Regions from separate parts of the Mus musculus genome. Here region 1 is linked to region 2. A link is a loop called in an ENCODE intact Hi-C map of the cell type or tissue named here. Cell type or tissue: left cerebral cortex. All regions are shown on one strand. Region 1 overlaps Pigk (phosphatidylinositol glycan anchor biosynthesis, class K). Region 2 overlaps St6galnac3 (ST6 (alpha-N-acetyl-neuraminyl-2,3-beta-galactosyl-1,3)-N-acetylgalactosaminide alpha-2,6-sialyltransferase 3).

What was found. Hi-C counts contacts between places; a loop is a spot of excess contacts. Peaks named below come from ENCODE experiments on the same cell type or tissue, not always from the same donor. Only the 100,000 strongest peaks of a DNase experiment are listed, where the experiment ranks them.
Region 1: it touches region 2 in a loop (7-fold over the local background); 18 of 42 quality-filtered maps call a loop at or near these places.

What each region holds. Positions count from the first base shown.
Region 1 is chr3:152,782,533-152,785,032 of GRCm38, forward strand. All of the region lies in intron 10 of Pigk (phosphatidylinositol glycan anchor biosynthesis, class K), which reads left to right. Among named protein-coding and RNA genes, the nearest start is that of Gm40181, 28 kb to the left of the region's middle. In left cerebral cortex, a CTCF peak has its summit at 1,412 (motif pointing right); a DNase peak (open chromatin) is centred at 1,427.
Region 2 is chr3:153,654,219-153,656,718 of GRCm38, forward strand. All of the region lies in intron 1 of St6galnac3 (ST6 (alpha-N-acetyl-neuraminyl-2,3-beta-galactosyl-1,3)-N-acetylgalactosaminide alpha-2,6-sialyltransferase 3), which reads right to left. Among named protein-coding and RNA genes, the nearest start is that of Gm52633, 60 kb to the left of the region's middle. In left cerebral cortex, a CTCF peak has its summit at 1,095 (motif pointing left); a DNase peak (open chromatin) is centred at 1,030.

The sequences.
Region 1 (2,500 bases), 870 kb before region 2:
TTTGCATACTGTTTTTATGACAGAGAAAGTGAATTAGCCCTTTATAGATTTGTGAGAGCTTTGATCCCCATCTCCTTTATTGATTAGCCCTGTGCCTTGTGACTTGGGGGGAAGCCCCCTGAGCCTAATCCCTTCTTCTGTTACATTTTCCTATTGATTTCCTTTTAAGTTTATTTATATACTCTGTAAAGTGCAGGTATTTCAGGAATTTGTTTCTGTTCTCCACCTTTGCTCTCTTGTTCTCACTCATTGCATTTGGGCTTATAAATCTTTTTACTGTGTGCATTTCCTACATTTTATCCCCTTTGTCCTTTGTGTTTGTATCTAACTTATTTAAAGTTTTAACTATAGAGTGTATTTTTGTGTTTCCAGAGCTGAGTTAAAACAAATCTGACTTTGACACTAATCCAGTGTTAAGAATGTGGAAACAGTACTTCCTTGCCATTGATTTCAGAGAGTTCTAGCATCTGTAAATTCTTTCTTTTACATTCATATAACATCTACTGTAGGAGGTTGCTATAATAATTATATTTTATTAATATTAGTAACCTTTTACTGCACCATTTAAACATCACAGTGTGTGTTAAGAATGTTTGTATTGAAAACTGAGTTCCGTACTACCTGTGCTCTCAGATGTTTGCTGGGGGCTTGGAGCCCTTCTCTCACAGATAAAGGTGAAGGAAGTATAATAAGCTTTTATTGTTGTAACCCATTGACATTTGTGAACTTTAGTAATGGTAAGTTCATGCATGAATAGAGTGTATCTAAGTTACAGCCACCTGCTCCCCATCCTCTTGACTCCTAGCTAACCACACGCTGGTGGCTGCCTTTTCTGTTCTCTATGGCCATCTTTCTGGCTTTGTGCCAGTACCACAATATTAGCTAGCATTATTCTTTTTTTTCCCCTTAAAGCCTTATCCCTCTCTGTAAACTATCATAATTGTTTACCTGACATCTCATGCTATAGGCATCCTTACCTGTCTTATGTTTTTAAATCGCTATTGTAAGTAAAAGAAAAAAAATCTATTCTTTTACTCACATGATTGATGAGTGCTGATTGTGAAAGAGAATATTTCTTTCAAGCATGAGCTCTTCTCAGTAGTTATTACAGATACATTTATATACTTTGTGATATGTATAACAGTTTCAAATGAAAGTTTACTCCCCCACCCCTGCCCAGGAGTTGTAGATTGGCCAGTGAGAACAGAGTGGTATTAATAAAAGCTTTAACAGTAGGTATTTTCATCTCATAAAAGTGAAATGCAAGGTAGGGAAAAATTATAATTAGTGTTCTATCAAAATGGAAGTGCCAGTGGAGGACAGTCATCCATAATTATCTAATTAGATTAACCACACTGTCAGTTTAGCTAGGGTCAAAAGCAGAAGTGGGAGGTGTTTCCTTGTCCAGCAGGGGGCAGCATCTGACTGTCGCTAATGGGTCCCCTTACCTACTGCTGGCAAGGGGACCAGGTACTTCATGCTGAGCCCGGAGAGTGGGAATAAACACTGTGCGGTGTCCGTGAGGCCTCGCCCATCCCAGCAGAGCTCCTGGTGGGGCAGCCAGTCAGTCCCCTCAGGCCTTCGTACGTACACACCACTGTTGAAATTGGAGCCACAGTGGGTCTGTCTGTGTGAGTCTTTATTATGGCTTTAAGAGTCAATACTTTTCTTTCAGCTCAGTGTTTATATTTCATGGCTTTGATGTGTAATAAATCATTCCACAAATTAGTGACTTAAAACCTTTGTTTGTTGGTCATTTGTTGAATGGGTAGTTTTCAGCTTGTAACTGTTACCATCCTGGTTAACATTACAGTAGGTTGACACATGAAGACATAGTAGGCACACACCTCAGTTACAGAACCGTAATGCAGCTATTGAAGACACAGTGAGGTGGGAGAATGGTCTTCCCTAGACGAAGGCACACAGGACACTCAGCTGTGGACTGTGGGTGTGTGGGAGAAGAGGTGTACGCGGACTCTAGACGAAGGCACACAGGACACTCAGCTGTGGACTGTGGGTGTGTGGGAGAAGAGGTGTACGCGGACTCTAGACGAAGGCACACAGGACACTCAGCTGTGGACTGTGGGTGTGTGGGAGAAGAGGTGTACGCGGACTCTAGACGAAGGCACACAGGACACTCAGCTGTGGACTGTGGGTGTGTGGGAGAAGAGGTGTACGTGGACTCTAGACGAAGGCACACAGGACACTCAGCTGGACTCTGACAGGCTTGGAGCTCAGCAGGCTGGTGTGAGATGAGTGGTAAAGGTGACTGATGTGGTAGATAGGAGCATGGAAGGAGGAGCCAGCCTTTTGAGAGTTCAGAGAAAAAGAGTGTTTCTGCCAGAAACAGTCTCGGGCCGGCATCACCCTAGTCAGTGAGTTTTAAAGAAGTAGACCATGGTCAGGGCCACCTCTGTGAAGGGAAAGTACAACCAAGGTTGCTGCTGTGGTCGTAAGCAGCTGTAGTTTGTACTGTGTCCTCACCCTCTAATGAGTGTGG
Region 2 (2,500 bases):
GTGGCAGACAGGAACTTTGCAGGGGGTGGGGGACACACATGTCCTCAGACAGGTGACAAGGGTGATCCCAGAAATGAAAAATCACACCGATAGCGGAGACCCTGATAGGATGCGATCAGAGGTCGATCCTGCTCTACCTACAGTCTTCCTCTCGAACATCCATTTCCCCATCTACTCACGAGAAAGGTCTCAGACAAACTCCAACGGAGAAACGGTCTCCCAAATGCCTGACCAGCCCTCCACACAACAGCAGCAGGTGATCCAAAAGCCCTGAAGGCAAATAGGTGCTGTCTTAGTTAGGGTTTTACTGCTGTGAACAGGCACCATGACCAAGGCAATTCTTCTAACACCAACATTTAATTGGGGCTGGCTTATAGGTTCAGAGGTTCAGTCCATTATCCGCAAAGCAAGAGCATGGCAGCATCCAGGCAGTCATGGTGCAGGAGGAGCTGAGAGTTCTACGTCTTCACCTGAAGACTGCTAGTGGAAGAATGACTGCCAGGTAGGTCTTAAGCCCACACCCACAGTGACACACCTACTCCAACAAGACCACACCTAATAGTGCCACTCCCTGGGCCAAGCATATACAAACCATCACAGGTGTTTTTACTAAACTGTCGCTCTTCAGTCAGGTAAACTTAAACTCTCACTACATGGAAACTCCTGTCAGGTGACTCACACCAACCCCTTCCCTCAATCTCCCCGCCAGAGAACAAAGAAAGTACTGCTCCCCTTCCGGTCACCTCTTGTCATACCTCAGGGGAGCATTCTCCATGGATTCTAAGCCAGGAGTGTGTGCAGTGGAAGGAGCGGGCTGGATGGACAGCTTGCCCAAGGAGAGCTCCAGGAGTAGGCTCTTCTCTCATTGGGGATGCTTAAACAAAAACGTGCATAACTTACAACACTTTTAGGCGTCGCTATGCTCAGCCCGAGTGTGCTGGAGAGTGTCCTTATGTTACTGGAATTCCTTCACGGCAGGAGCTGGGGTGCAGAGATGGTTCTTAAAATGCATCCCACTTTGGGGACTTGTGCTAAAACAAAATCCCAGTTTGTACCAAAAGTATGACTTTAAGAGTGACGAGAGTGCCCTCTTGTGGTAAGGACTGAGAACTGCAAGCAACCCTGTGACTATTAAGGATATTAAGTTGGGAGTTTTCTCCTCTTCACATTCTTGGTGGCCCGACAGAGGAAACCATCCTTGTAAGTACAGAAAATTCCAGCGGGAAATGGACAAATCTATCCTCGGCCAGACAGGTCCAGGTTCTGTTTCCCTTCTTATGAGCAGTCACCTTTGACAGAAGACCACAAGCTGCTGCCCCAGTGACATTGATCGGGACCTCAACGACTCTTGACACCAGGTCGAAAGTCTTTACGGAACACACCAAAATGGCAAAGAGTTGCTCATTTCTGAGGGCCACCCCGTCTTTGGAGGACAAAGAGATTAGATAGATAGATAGATAGATAGATAGATAGATAGATAGACAGACAGACAGACAGATAGGTGGTGGGTGGATGCATGCATACATATATTTCCTGAAAGTCAGCCTCCCACACAACAGAACAGGACAACAGAACAAAGAGGACATGGAACACGACTCACCATGCCCTGTCTAGGTCACTACAAGACAAATTTTTTTTTTTAAATCCAAATTTTTTTTTAATCCAAACAAAGCCACCAGTTTTCACATGTAAATTATTTATTCGGGTAAGTGATGAGACAGAAGCCGCATCAACAGTAAAACCAGGGTGCTCTGTGACGACAGGGTAAGACAAGAGGAGCCCCACCCCAAGTTTTATTAAAATGAATGTGGAGTACACCTGGCTGGATCCCTTCCCCGTGCAGGCTCTTGGGATGCTGTGATTCTAATTCACAGACGCTCTCTGGCAAGCCCATGTGTTTTCAAGCCCTAGAGAGGTAGAAATGTGGAAGATGCAACTTAGTTTCAGCTATTCCTGTGACAGCCAAAGGGCCAGCAGAGAAGACAACCCCAAAGACAGTCGAAGAAATGCAAATTAAAGGAAGGCGGTTGGCTGCGTTATGTGCCAGTGAGTTGACTTGATAACCTGAGATCCACACCTGGAACCCATGCGACAGAAGGAAAAAAACAATTCCCAAGAGCTGCCCTCTGACCTTCACACGCACACCTAGAAGAAGCATGCCTGCATATCCTGTACACACGATTTTTTAAAAGGATCATTTCTCTTTTTCACAAAAGAAATGATGCACTATCGCTCTGCACTAACCAGAGAGGTAAATGAAAAAGCTTGATGTCCTGGCATATCAATTACAGAAGACCCAAGGAAAGAGACACTAGAAACCACCTCTAAGAAAAGGCTGAAATATTCTTTCCATTCCAGGGCAGAAGTAGCATCCAGTGTCTGCAGAATGTACGTTATCTTAAGACCCAGGCCCTCCCTTCTGAGAATTCCAAAGCACCGTTTAGACAACTTTTCTGAGACCAACGTCCCTTTCCCAAAGGGTCATGATGGCTCACAGACT